Regions from separate parts of the Mus musculus genome. Here region 1 is linked to region 2. The links are chromatin contacts, found by POLR2A ChIA-PET in ENCODE. All regions are on one chromosome and are shown on one strand. Each heading gives the region's core, a stretch centred on a gene start or an enhancer-like site at or near the end of the contact. The rest is flanking DNA. Distances are from core to core; before and after follow the strand shown. Region 1 holds the start of Bud13 (BUD13 homolog). Region 2 holds the start of Apoa1 (apolipoprotein A-I).

Evidence for each region. ChIA-PET counts read pairs that join two places held with the same protein, here RNA polymerase II (POLR2A).
Region 1: POLR2A ChIA-PET joins it to region 2 with 10 read pairs in embryonic stem cell. The contact joins the promoter of Bud13 here to the promoter of Apoa1 in region 2. POLR2A ChIA-PET finds 5 or more read pairs at or near these places in 3 of 5 experiments (Patski and embryonic stem cell).

Annotation. Positions count from the first base shown.
Region 1 is chr9:46,279,528-46,286,090 of GRCm38, reverse strand. Bud13 (BUD13 homolog) reads right to left here and starts at 3,079. Exons shown (of 10, transcript NM_146000.2): 1 at 2,918-3,079. The coding sequence starts at 3,060. It overlaps Zpr1 (ZPR1 zinc finger), which reads right to left. Exons shown (of 14, transcript NM_011752.2): 12 at 6,336-6,422; 13 at 6,110-6,175; 14 at 3,448-5,053. The coding sequence ends at 4,919.
Region 2 is chr9:46,225,800-46,232,459 of GRCm38, reverse strand. Apoa1 (apolipoprotein A-I) reads right to left here and starts at 3,830. Exons shown (of 4, transcript NM_009692.4): 1 at 3,724-3,830; 2 at 3,461-3,522; 3 at 3,191-3,344; 4 at 1,991-2,655. The coding sequence starts at 3,503. The coding sequence ends at 2,058.

The DNA of each region.
Region 1 (6,563 bases), core at 1,830-4,329, 54 kb before region 2:
AGAGGACAACCTGCAGGAGTCAGTTCTCTCCCTCCGCTATGTGGGTTCAGGGGATGGAATTCAGGTTGTCAGGCTTGTCAAGTGCAGAGCCATGTCACTGCCCCCTACTGGCTTTTAAACTTAAAGGTATGGCTCAATGTTTGTGTGCTGTCAATTCACTCCATCACTGTCCACCTTTGGTAATATCAGTTTTTACAAAGGCACCCCCTTCCTTCTGCCAGACCTACTCTTCTCACTGTTAATCACGAATCTTATTTTCTTTGGGCCCTGTGTATTAGTCAGGGTTCTCTAGAGTCACAGAACTTATGGATAGTCTCTAGATAGTAAAGGAATTTATTGATGATTTACAGTCGGCAGCCCAATTCCCAACAATGGTTCAGTCGCAGCTATGAATGGAAGTCCAAGGATCTAGCAGCTACTCAGTCTCACGCAGCAAGCAGGCGAAGGAGCAAGAGCTAGAGCTAGACTCCCTTCTTCCAATGTCCTTATATTGTCTCCAGCAGAAGGTGTAGCCCAGATTAAAGGTGTGTTCCACCACACCTTTAATCCCAGATGAAAGGTGTAGCCCAGATTAAAGGTGTTTTCCTTAAACTGGGAGATTCAATCTTCTGGAATCCATAGCCACTATGGCTCAAGATCTCCAAACCAAGATCCAGATAAGGATCTCCAAGCCTCAAGATAAGGGTCACTGGTGAGCCTTCCAATTCCGGATTGTAGTTCATTCCAAATATTGTCAAGTTGACAACCAGGAATAGCCACTACACCCTGGTTTTTAATAACTTCCTTGGACCTATCTTTCTTGCTCACTGTCTCCTACTCCCAGAGTAGAAATACCTCTACACACTCTTAGAATGCTTTCATTTGTATTTATCAGCCCATATTCTCATTAAATTCTAAGTTCCAACAGCCAAGGGCTAAGGCATTCTCTTATTTATTCCCTTCTTCTTGTTGTTGTTCCCTATAGCTAGCTTCCAGCTCTCTATCCTCCAGCCCAGCCTCCCCTGTGCTGGGATTATAGACTTTTACCACCATATCCTGCTGACTAATACATTTTTTGTTCATCAAGGCTTCTTCAACACAACTGTCACAGGAGGTATTCAGCCCTCCACACCCATGGACTTCACAACTGCAAACTCAACCAGGGGAAAAGGAATGGCCAATGTATTAAACAGATAGACTTTCTTTAGTTACAATGGCCTATATAACGTAACTACTGGCATACTACCTAAGCTGTAGTGGGCTTTTAAGTAATTAATCTAAGGATGATTTAAAGAGGATGTGAATAGTTGACATGAAAATAGTGTATCATTTTGAGCTTCAGGAACCAGTGCCCCAATTACTGTAAGGTGGTGGCAAGCCAATAAATAAATGTGTGCCACACAGATGAACTGTGCTGCAAGGAGGAGGTTATTTGAAATGCCAGGAACACATGACACAGCTTTAATCACAACAACCATTTCAGACAAGTAGTAAGGGGCTGGGACTTCAGGCTCAGAGAGATGAACATCTCTCTCTTTTTTTTTTTTTTTTTTTTGGTTTTTTGAGACAGGGTTTCTCTGTGTAGCCCTGGCTGTCCTGGAACTCACTTTGTAGACCAGGCTGGCCTCAAACTCAGAAATCCGCCTGCCTCTGCCTCCCGAGTGCTGGGATTAAAGGCGTGTGCCACCACGCCCGGCTGAGATGAACATCTCTTGCCCTGGACCACTCAGGCTATAAGTAGCACAGCTAGGATTCTAATTCTAATCAGTATTGCTCCAAAGCTTAAACTTTCCCCCTGCATGCCATTGCCCCTTCTTCCAGGGACATCAGCCACACTGAATTCAACACCACCTTAACTGAATATAGGCTCATCTTAACTGGTAACACCACAAAGATTCCATCTATAAATGAGGTCATGCTCAAGCTCTAATGAAGAGAAGTGTGGAAATGAGGGACTAATTCGACCCAGTTCAATGGACCATACGGTAATAATACTGTTAGACCATGATACTGCCCCACAGAGAGGGTGAGCCACACTTTGTATCCTATCTAGTACTCTCTTTAAGCTGATAAGCATTTAGTAGACCTGGGGGTGGAGTGTGAGAATGGAATTAGCCCCCAGAGTTTCAACTTTCTATCCAAAATAGCACCTTCAGTAAGCTGCTAAACTTAGGGCTGCTGCTCTAAAGCCTACAAATACAGACATTTCCTTTTGTTCTGTAGGTTGATGTTGGATATCCTAACCCAACCTTTCCAGATTCCAGTGGCCAAGTTACTAATGGACATTTCATCTGAACTCTGTCTCAGCACATCTCTTTGCAATCTGGAAGTATAGTGTTTAATATAAATGTCTGCTCCATTACAATGTTCTGAAAGCTATATGGTCAACTATTTTAGAAAGAGGCCAGGCACAGGATGTGAACTGTTCCCATTTTAGTTGTTACTGTTAGTAGTAGATGTGAGTAATAGGATATGGGTCTTTGATTCCAGATCAGTTCCTGGCACTTTGGAACCCTCAGAAAGAGATTTTTGGATCTAGAAAGAAAGAAAGAAAGAAAGAAAGAAAGAAAGAAGAGGGAAGAGAAAAAGAAGAAGGAAAGAAAGAGAAGGGAAGGGAGAAAGAGAGAAATAAAGTGAGAAAGAAAAAGGTTTGAATCAGCTTTGCTATTCTTGGACACGACTTTCAATCTGTACATGGAACGACGTAAGCTACAAACGCGGGGAGAAAGTGAGTTAAGTTCTAGCTGCCTTTAACACAAGGAAGGCGCTGCTCAGAGGATGAGGTCTGAGCTGCCAGTGGCAGCTACAATCCCGCCCCGGGGCAGTGGAGCGGGGCCTGAGCTCGGGCCGGGGTCGGCAGCACCGCGCGGGCCAGGACGAGGAAGAGCTGCGGCCGAGGGCGCCACCGGGCAGCGCGACACCTCACCAGTCCACTCACCCCTTGCCGCCAGCGCCTCCAGGCTTCGGCCGTTTTTTGCGCCGCTTGCGACCGGCCTCGGGACCTCCTTCCAAGCCAGCATCTGTCCCAGACAAGTAACGCTTCAGATACTCAGCTTTGGTGAGTGGCGGAGCTGCCGCCATGGCAGCGGCGAGGGCGGGGCAACAGCTCGGCGTGGGGGACAAAATTCTTCAACGCGAAACGGTAGGGGTGGAGCCAGAAGCGGAAGCTTTAGGACGGGGACTTTTTGAACTGCTGGACTTAAAGACTTGAGCCTTAAGAGGCTCCAGGGGAGAGTGCGTGCATCTCGGGCTGGCTGTGCTTTTCCTGAGACGACGAATCGGTGCAACAGCCTGCAGCCCACGCTGTCTCAGCTGAGAAGCCACAGGCCGATGTAACATGATCCTACCCTGGCAGCATCAGCGCCAGAGTAAGGAAGAACACCTGTATGAATGGTGGGACTTACCATAGCTGTACCACTAGGGGCACATTCTTGAGCAGCGTTTTAATAATGGACGCTGTACCAAACGTTTCAATTTCAATCACTTTTATTGCTATAAATACCTTTTGGTGGGAAGTCTGCTGGAAGAGGCTTCCGGGTACCATTTAGGGGAAGTCAAACTTGTGACTATAAAAGTTTGATAGGTTTTTATCAAACCTGTACTGACCTTCTCACCTTTGATATGTCTTTCTAAAAAATGATATAAACTCTTCCCAGTGAAATGGATTCGTGGTCAGTGTGGCAAAGAAACCAGGAAGATTCTGGAGTTTCTTCTATAAAGGGTTAAGTGTTTTATGACTTCTCACTTAACCCTCACAATTTTTTTTTCTTTCATCCAGCACCGAGGATTAAACCCAAGGCCTTTTGCACATGGTATGCAGGAGTTCTATAGAACTACATCCCCACTCTTTTGAATGTTGAAGATCTAAATTGCCTAAGCTGCCCCTGAATTTGTTAGCCTTCCTCCTCAGCCTCTCAAGTGGCTGGACACCATGACCTACCCTTCAGTTTTATTAGCCTCCTTTATAGATAATAAGAACTTTCGGGTAAGTACAGGAACCCACACATCTTCATACTGCCTGGCTCTAATTTTTGCTAGCAGAGGCCAAACAAGGATGGTGCTGGTTATCCAGTTTGAATTCGTTTTGTCTTGAATCAGGGTTTTTCTGTGTAGCCCAGGCTGTCCTGGAACTTCCTCTGTAGACCAAATCGGCTTCAAACTCATAGAACCACCTGCCTCTGCTGGGATTAAAGGTGTGTGCCACCCTGCTTTTCCAGACTGCTTTAAGCTGCATGAGAACAGCTAGACTCCACACAGGTGTACCTGGCTCAGAGCAGACAGGATGGCCTATTGGAGTGAATCAAATGCTGCCTCTACAGCAGCCACCTCAAGAAAGATTTGCTTAGGAAACTAAACTGGTTTTTCCTTCCTCATTTCTTTTCATGAAGACGGACTCTCACTGCATGGCCCAAGCTGTCCTCAGTCTCCTCGGAGCTGAGTGTGACTCAGTGTGACCCAGCTTAGTCTAGCACATGGTAATCAGTAAGGACATGAACGCAGAGGCGGGTGTCGTTTAAAGGCCATCACTTTAATGTGGCGTCTTCACCTGTGCCTGCTCGGCCCCTCCGACATCCTTCCCTGCTGAGTCAGTACTTCACATGCCCAGAGCCAGCAGAAACTTGTATTTCACTTCCCCAGACTTCAAAGGTCCAGCACTGGAGGTCAGAGAGCTGACAGGCAAACGGTGATGGCAGACCGCCTGGTGTTTCTGGGATTCTTCTCACGCCGACTTTAAAACCTCCAAAAGAAGGTCAAGGAGCACAGTAGGGCTGCAGCTGCCTCGTCCGTCAGCTGCTAATCTTGGGTGCTTACATTTCTAACTCAAGTGGTAACCTCTTCACCATGGACGAGGGCTTGAGCACTCCTCGTCAGTTCCCCACAGTAACAGATAACCCTGCAGTGTGAGTGGCACTGTAGCTGGCCAGTGAGCTGGCCACTGCTACCGCTGTGGGGCCAGGCCCGCCTCATAGCCCTCTGTCTTCATGTCATTGAGCCCGAGCTCCTCATTTTGGTCAAAGGTGCGTTTGTACCGCTCGACCTTCATCTCTGGATCGTCTTCAGGTGCATACACATTCTGCAGGGCCAAGAGCAGACAGACGACGGTCAGCGCCTGTGCAGCCCGCCATCCCCTCCCACGGCTGACTCTCAACCTCCGAAGAAATGCACAGGATTTGCAGGGTCTCTAGAGCCCACGGCTACATTCTGCAAAAGTGTGTGTGTGTGTGTGTGTGTGTGTGTGTGTATGCTAGTATCAAACCCAAGCCCCTGTACATGCATACAAGTGTTTAACCCCCAGTTCTAAGTACTTTTATATATGGGCCTTCCTATAAAAAATGTAGCCAAAGTTGGTGATTGCTTATAATCTCAGCACTCTGGAGACTGAGGCAGAAAGATTACAAATTTAAAGCCAGCCAGGCTACATAACAAAGACTTGTCTCAAAAAAAAAAAAAAAGGTTTTGAGGGAGGGGGACCACAATGATCTTAATTATGTGAAAAACTAGGCCAGTTTTGCCAGGCCCATCAGTGCTCATTAATACTAAAGTAAGGAGGAGGCCCCAGGTTCAACACAATTTTGCTGCAGTTTGATATGGATCAATTGCCAGATGTTTGCTTGCCCGTTCAGCCAACACCTCTCGGCTTTCCTGTCCTGACCTCTGGCCAGGTTCCTATTGCTCCTTACTTCACAGTCAGATGCAGAATGGAAGCTCCAATGCTGAGGGTGAGAATAAGAACAAGACAAGCAGACCCAGGAAGAGGAGGTCCTACTTTCTTATATATTCACTCTGTACCTAGGGCCCTGAGCACGCTAGCCAGGTAAACAGTTACTCTTGGCTTTTTCTTCACATTATTGTATCTTAAGACAGTCTTGAAAATCGCACAGGCTGGTCTTAAACTTTCCATTTTCATGGCCTTCTGAGGACCTAAGATTGCAGCCCTGCACTAGGTCTTTGTTACACACACTTGGGAGTCCCACTATCACCACCTTCCCCTTTCTTCCTTACCTTCCAAGTCCTGCCCAAGGCCCCAATTGAAGACTTAACAAGGCTTTCCTTGTTAAGGGCTATCATGCAAATTCTATAAAGTTCCGAAAATATGTCTCCATAGAACCACCAGGAAGGCCTAACTTACCTGCAGATAACTGTTTCCTGCTGGATCATTCATGATAAAGTGGGCCTTCATCTTGCCCTCGATGATCTACAGGAGAGAGGAGGACTTAGCAGGTAACTCTTACAAAGATCCTGGAAGGAAGAGGCTATGGCTGCGAGACAAGAGCCAATCCAGTTTACAAAGTGCAGTTCCCAAAAGTTTAAAGAAAGGGAAATTAGGATTGCAGAAATGGCCTGGGTCCTCTTACCTGGCCCAACTTCTGGCTAAACTCCTGCAGTTTCTCTGACTGGTCAGGATTAGAGCTGTCGCCCAGTGTGAATGGGTTCTTGGTTACCTGTAGCACAACAGCTGGATTACTACAACACAGACTGTATGGGTCATTACGCTGAACCACAAACCAGGGGTGGGGAGCAGTGGACTCCCAGTGGGAGAAGCCTGCTCTCCATATCCCACAACGCCTTGCTCACTTAGGGGA
Region 2 (6,660 bases), core at 2,581-5,080:
AATGGAGACCCAGTGTCCTCAGAATCCCAAAAGGGCTGCTTGCTAAGTTCCTGCCACCCCCAAACACTCACTTCAAAGAGACCCAGTGTCACAAAACAGGTCTTGCACATTATAGAGTAAAAGACTAATGTTCAGAGAGTGCCAGTGGCTGCCCCGGATCAGGAGAAAACACACTGCAGGGCCAGCTTTCCATTTTCCACGTTGCTGGCACCGGAAAAGCCTCTGCCAGGTGTTGGAAGCTCCTTTCCAGACTGCATTGGCACAGCCAGCAGACTGGACTATGTTCTCTCTGGAAATCCAATAGGGGTTTCTCTTCCTGTCCACCAAGAGCCAGAAGTCTCATTGTCCACACCGGGAAACTTTCCTACCCAAACCTGGTTTAATGTCTGCTGTGGCTCTGCATGATTGTGGATTTAAAAACTCACCCCTTCAGCCAGGGGCTCATGAAGATACACCGGGGATGGATGGAGACCACCTGCATACCAACACAGGCATGAAGAGGGGCAGATGAGAGGAAGGCTGTTGGTGTGAGAGTGCTTCTGCAGACATCCTCAACCCTGTGAACATGAGTGCTTGGTTACACTCCATAGCGGGCAAGTCTATACAATGAACAGTCTGGGCTTGGCAGGCAGCTCAGGTGGTAGAGGGCTTGCCTTGCATGCACAGAGCTCTGGGTTTGTCTCAGCACAGAGTAACAGTGGTGGACCATCCTTGAAACCCCCAGCACTTGGGAGATGGGGCAGAAAGATCAGAGCTCATCTGAGTCTAGCCTGGGCTAGTGGAGACACTGTCTCCAAATAAAATAAATACAAACAAGGACTGGCAAGATGGCTTAGCTAGTAGATAAATACAAACAAGAACTGGCAAGATGGCTTAGCTAGTAGAGACGCTCGCTACACTAATCCTGGTGACCTGAGTTTTTGATCTTTGGGACCTATATGGTGGAAAAGAGAACAGATACCTGCAAATTGTCCTCTAATCTCCACACATGTTCTGTGGCACGTGAAAACACACACACACACACTCACACACACACACACTCACACACACACACACACTAAATAAGTCTAATAAAAATTTAAATATTTTATATACCTTTATTTATATTTGTGGGGTGTGTGTGTGTGTGTGTGTCTTCTAAGCACTGAACTCAGGTTCTCAGACTTCCGAAAGTGCCTCTACCTGATAAGCCACCTTACCAGCCCCATGTAATAAAAGGGGTTTTTTTGTTTGTTTGTTTTGTTTTTGTTTTGTTTTAAAATGGAACGGCACATCCTGACCCACCTTTTCTGCAGTGACTAACTTCAGACCTCCCAGCTCAGCTTCCCCAACTGGTGTGGACTTAAAGGCCATCCTTCAGGATTTAGAGATGGATATGAAGGCCTCTCTAGTAAATGTGTGGTCACCAGCATCATGGAGAGGGGTGTTTGTTTGTTTGTTTGTTTTTGTATCCAACTGTCAGGTAGAGTAGCTGCAGCCTTGACCCTTTCAGCACACTGTGTGGGTGCACCGGAGGGAAAGATCAAAGGGAATTGTTTACCGAGATCGGGTTCAGCTCCAGGCTTTTTATTAGCACCCACCCAATAACTCCAATCTTCCTGGCTCCTGAAGGAATCCTGGCTCTAGGGAGTGGAAGAGGCTCCCGTCCTGCACCCTCTGGACCCCACCTGGAAACTCGGCTAGCACAAGAAACCAGCGGTCTCAAAGCCAGTCCTATTGCCAGACACTCTCATCCTGGTTTACAGCACTAGTGTTCTGAGCCTCTGTGGGGCCCTTTTGGGGTTCCTTGTTGCTTTGCCTGGCCATCCATTTCCCTTGGAGCCTTCTTAGGAAGGGATTCTGTCTCATACCCTGAACCAGCCAGGTGCCCAGCTTGAGTGAGCGTTAAGAGCTGAGTAGTCGCGTACAAAGGAATCCCCAGTGCGGCACCATGTTCTCACGTCCCTTGATGTCCCCTTAGCGCCCGCCCTATGTCCCCCAAAGAAAGAAGCTATTCCATTTTGGAAAGGTTTATTGTAAGAAAGCCAATGCGGGGGTGGGGAGTGGAAGCGGGCACCTCACTGGGCAGTCAGAGTCTCGCTGGCCTTGTCGATCACACTCTGGACTTGGGTCTTAAGCGTCTCCAGCATGGGCATCAGACTATGGCGCAGGTCCTCCAGCGCAGGTCTGGCTTTCTCGCCAAGTGTCTTCAGGTGGGTTTTGGCCCTGGTGTGGTACTCGTTCAAGGTAGGGTTGCTCTTGAGCTCAGCCAGGCGCTGGGCCAGGCTCTCGCGCATCTGTTCGCTGTGGGGCGCTAGCTGTGTGCGCAGAGAGTCTACGTGTGTGCGCATGCGGTCGCGAAATTCCTCAGCCACAGGGGACAGTCTCCCTTGCAGCTCCTGCAGCTTCTGGCGCGCGCTCTCCTGCAGCTCGGCGCCCAGAGGCGCCACCTTCTGGCGGTAGAGCTCCACATCCTCTTTCCATTTCTTCTGGAATTCGTCCAGGTAGGGCTGCACCTTCTGTTTCACTTCCTCTAGGTCCTTGTTCATCTCCTGTCTCACCCAATCTGTTTCTTTCTCCAGGTTATCCCAGAAGTCCCGAGTCAATGGGCCCAGCCGTTCCTGCAGCTGACTAACGGTTGAACCCAGAGTGTCCCAGTTTTCCAGGAGATTCAGGCTAGAGGGGGAAGAGAGCGGCTGAGAGACGAGCCCAGGCATCATGCGCTGCCCCTGGTCTGCAGATCCATGCACATGATAGCTGGGTGCCACCTGTCCCCTAATGTGCAGTTGCTATGGTCCTAGTTTCCCCGAACATGCAACCCTCTAACTCACTGCCTTCCCTTTACATTCCTCTGTACACATGGCGGAAGGCACCAAGAACACAGATGTGGTCGGTGCTGGTTACAAGGCCAGTCCCGTTTTTTGTTTTTTGTTTTGTTTTGTTTTGTTTTGGGTGCTGTCTGACCAGTACTGGGGGTTACCAAGGAAAAGGGATTTGGCACTCATAGGCTGAATGAGGGGCTGTGGTTACCCAACAGCCAGATGAATCCCATCCCTAGTCCTCCACTGGAACCTGCCATGGTGCCCAGCTGGTAGGAAAGCCCGTGAAGGGCTAGCCAGCTCAGTTCCAGCATCTTCTCACTGGTCTCTCTGCCCACCCTGGATGGGCAGCCCTTGACCTGCTCCAGGCCCCACGCTAGGTCTTTCCTTACTTCAGCTGTTGGCCCAAGGAGGAGGATTCAAACTGGGACACATAGTCTCTGCCGCTGTCTTTGACCGCATCCACATACACATTAGCGAAATCCTTCACTTTGTCCCATTGGGACTGGGGTTCATCTTGCTGCCATACGTGCCAAGCCTGGCTCCCTGGGGATGGAGGGGAGACCCATGTTAGGTTAGACTCGGAGTCAGGGAAGAGAACAGTGGGAATTCTGTTCTCTGTGCCCAGGAAGGTAGTCCCACGCAGGTCAAGAGGCACCTACCTGTCAGGAAGACCAGAGCCACGGCCAGCACCACAGCTTTCATCCTGAAGGGTGTGGGTGACCTGAAGAAGAAGAAGGAGGAGGAGGGCTGGGCTGAAGGGAGGCATTGTCATGGAAAGGCTCCACACACAATTCAAGCCCATGGAAGCATTGGCTAGAATGGCTAAAGGTGCGAGATATCCACGGTATTGATTTGGACAGTGGAGCATCAACTGGGAGGCGCTATGGAGCCAGAGCCACCGAAGGCAGGTAGCAGCACTTACCTCCCCGGAGCTCTCCGACAGTCTGGGTGTCCAGCTCTTCTTCCCTGGTCTATATATGTGTGTGGGCAGGGGCTGGGCTGGGAGACTGATAAGCTCAGCCTGGCCCTGCCACTGCTTACTTTTGCTGGCGATGTGGAACTTAGAGTTCAAGGATCAGCTCTGTTCCTGAGGCTGGGCAAACAGAGTGGGCAAACAGGAAACTGCGGGGGCTGCCGAGCTGGGATCAAGGGTTCAGGTGGGGGCAGCAGGGGGTGGCTGCAGACTCCAGGGGTCCCCAGGGGTAAGGCAGTTGCACCATCCCGAGGTGTATGTCTTCTTCAAGATAGTCTCATGGAGCCCACTCCTGGACTCCTCTGTGTTGCTAGTGCCCTCTGAGCCTGGAACAAGGGAGGGAGGGAGGAATTGTGGGCTCCTTCACTCACAGCCCCACCCCAAAGTTTTTTTTTTGCTTTCCAAGGGGTTCCCCCTTTCACCTCACCCTGGTCCCCCAGGTTTGGGGATTTGTCTTTCCAGATGCCACATGTTTAGCCAGCCTCCCAACCCTAAATCCAAAAACAACTGAGGTGTCAGCCTGAGTGAGATGCAGACAGGCTCATATCCCCAAGCTGAGGATGAAGACCCCTCTGATGCTTCAGAAGAAATGACAGAGGCCAACATGGAGTTGTTAGCTCCTTCCTTGTCTCCCTCCCTCCTTCCCTCCCTTCCTTTCTTCCTTATCTTAGGTACATGAGCGCTCTGTCTTCAGACACACCAGAAGATGGAATCAGATTCCTTTACAGATGGTTGTGAGCCACCATATGGTTTCTGGGAATTGAACTCAGGACCTCTGGAAGAGCAGCTAGTGGTCTTAAACCGCTGAGCCATCTCTCCAGCCCCAGTTGCCAATGTTTTTGTTATGTGTAGATGCTGTTATTCAGCCTCCCTTCCAGAGAAAACCTCACCATATACCATGACCACTAAAAGGGGTCATGTAGTTCAGTGACGATATGTCTTCCCAGAGTGGTGAGGGCCTAGGCTCACTTGCCAGGATGGGAGAGCTGGGTAGCTGTGTAGAGTGGGCTGAGTACGGTGGCCAGTTTTTGCACTTGGAAGGTCAGAGGGTTGAGAGTTCAAAACCACAGCCTTGCCCATATAGCAAGTTTGAAGTCAGCCTGGGCTATATGAGAATATCTAAAAACAAAACAAAACAAAACAAAACAAACAAACAAACAAAAACCACAGATCATCTCTAAAATCCCATTATGGAAAGTGAGTTTTCAAGCTAAGAGGAACTTTTGAGACCATCTATTTGAGGTTCTACCATGAACTTCCTTCTAGATAAGGGCCTGTTGAGAGTGGAAGGAATTTGCTGTGTCCTTTATCTCTCAGCCTTAGAGGCAAGGATGGACCTTGCGCCCAGGTCTCTGCATTTGGGACCCAGGGCAGGAATGTACTCTGCCCATCTCCCTAGGAAACTCCCCAACTCCCTAGAAACCAGCTTGGAATCTGTCTACCAGTTCAGGGAGTGGCTGGGATTCCAGGCTGCTCCCATCCCAGGAGGCTTTGCAACCAGAGAGAACCTTGGTTCTGGGATCTGCAACTTATTCTCCAGGTGACCCGGACAGGTTACATAACCTCTCCGTCCCTGGGTCTCTTATCTGCTAAGGAAAGATAATGACAGAGCATGCCACAGCTTCCTTATGATCCCAGTCACTGTATGGGAAGCAAAATGGAAAAGATGTGTGTGCACTTACTAAGTCCAGGAACCTGTGCGTGGTGTCTAACATGGCAAATGTGATTAGGGGACTTGAACTCAAGGGTAGCCTGGGATATCCAGAGGGCACAGTAATCACAAGGGTCTCTCAATATGCTAGAGGAGGCAGAAGGGCCAAAACCATGGAGAAACTTGAGAACAGAAATAGAGACCAAGCAATCTGAGTGTGCAGATGAGCCAAGCGGGTTTCGGCTACCCATCCATGGGTGCTGGAAGAGAGAAGAGAAAATGCAGGTTTTCTCTGAATGAAAGAGTTTTCAGACAGAATATCACTCTGACAATCCCATGCTTTTAGCCATGATTTGAGCTTCTGAACTCCAGAGTTTTATTTGTGTTGTGTTGTCTGTGAAGTCTGAACACATTTCAAGCAAAACTGCTGAAAGGTGACCAACAGCAAATGGCAAGTGTTCTGCATCCCAGACTCCTGAGGTCACTGCCACGAACACATTCTGTTACTAGGCCATAGCCTGTGACCCCAGTTGCTGGCAGCAAAAATGGGGTAAGGCAGGTGTCTGGCTTGCAGGTGCTGTGATGCAGGACATCTTTTCCAGGTTGAAACCAGCCCCCGAGGGCTGTGGGAGCACTCAGAGGGAGGTGGCCTCCACAGGAGTAGTTTTTTAGGTCTTTTGGGGGTGGGGTGGGGGTGGGGGTGTCTGTTGGTTTCCAGGATGCTTCCCACAGTCCTATCTTTCTTTCTGGCTCGTTACTGAAACCGTGCTGGCTAATCCTAATTGAACCTAACATTTGCTCCGCAACTCATTTAAAGTAAACTTGAGACACCCCTGTAAGGCTGGACGCCATGTTCACCCCCTTGGTAGTTTGCCTGTCAGAAAAAACGGCAGCTCAGAGATGCTAAGAACATTCTTGCCCCCCAGCTTTGAGACAGTGCCCAAGGGGCTAGGGATCGGGTCCGGCCTCTAGTTCTCTGATGGTGATTTCTTCACTTCCAAAGCCTTTGTACTCTCTCCAGGGACATGGCTTGGGGACTGGAATCCATGACATCACGGTAGACGACTCTGGGACAACCTGACTGAGCAATAAGTGTGCTCCTGTCTTGGTATATAGTCCAGGCTGGTCTCAAACTTGTGGTAATCCTCCTGCCTTGGCTTTCTATGCTAAGGTTATAGGTGTATGCTCCATGCTCCCTCCCCCACACCCCATACTTACTTGCTAGTGACTTACTT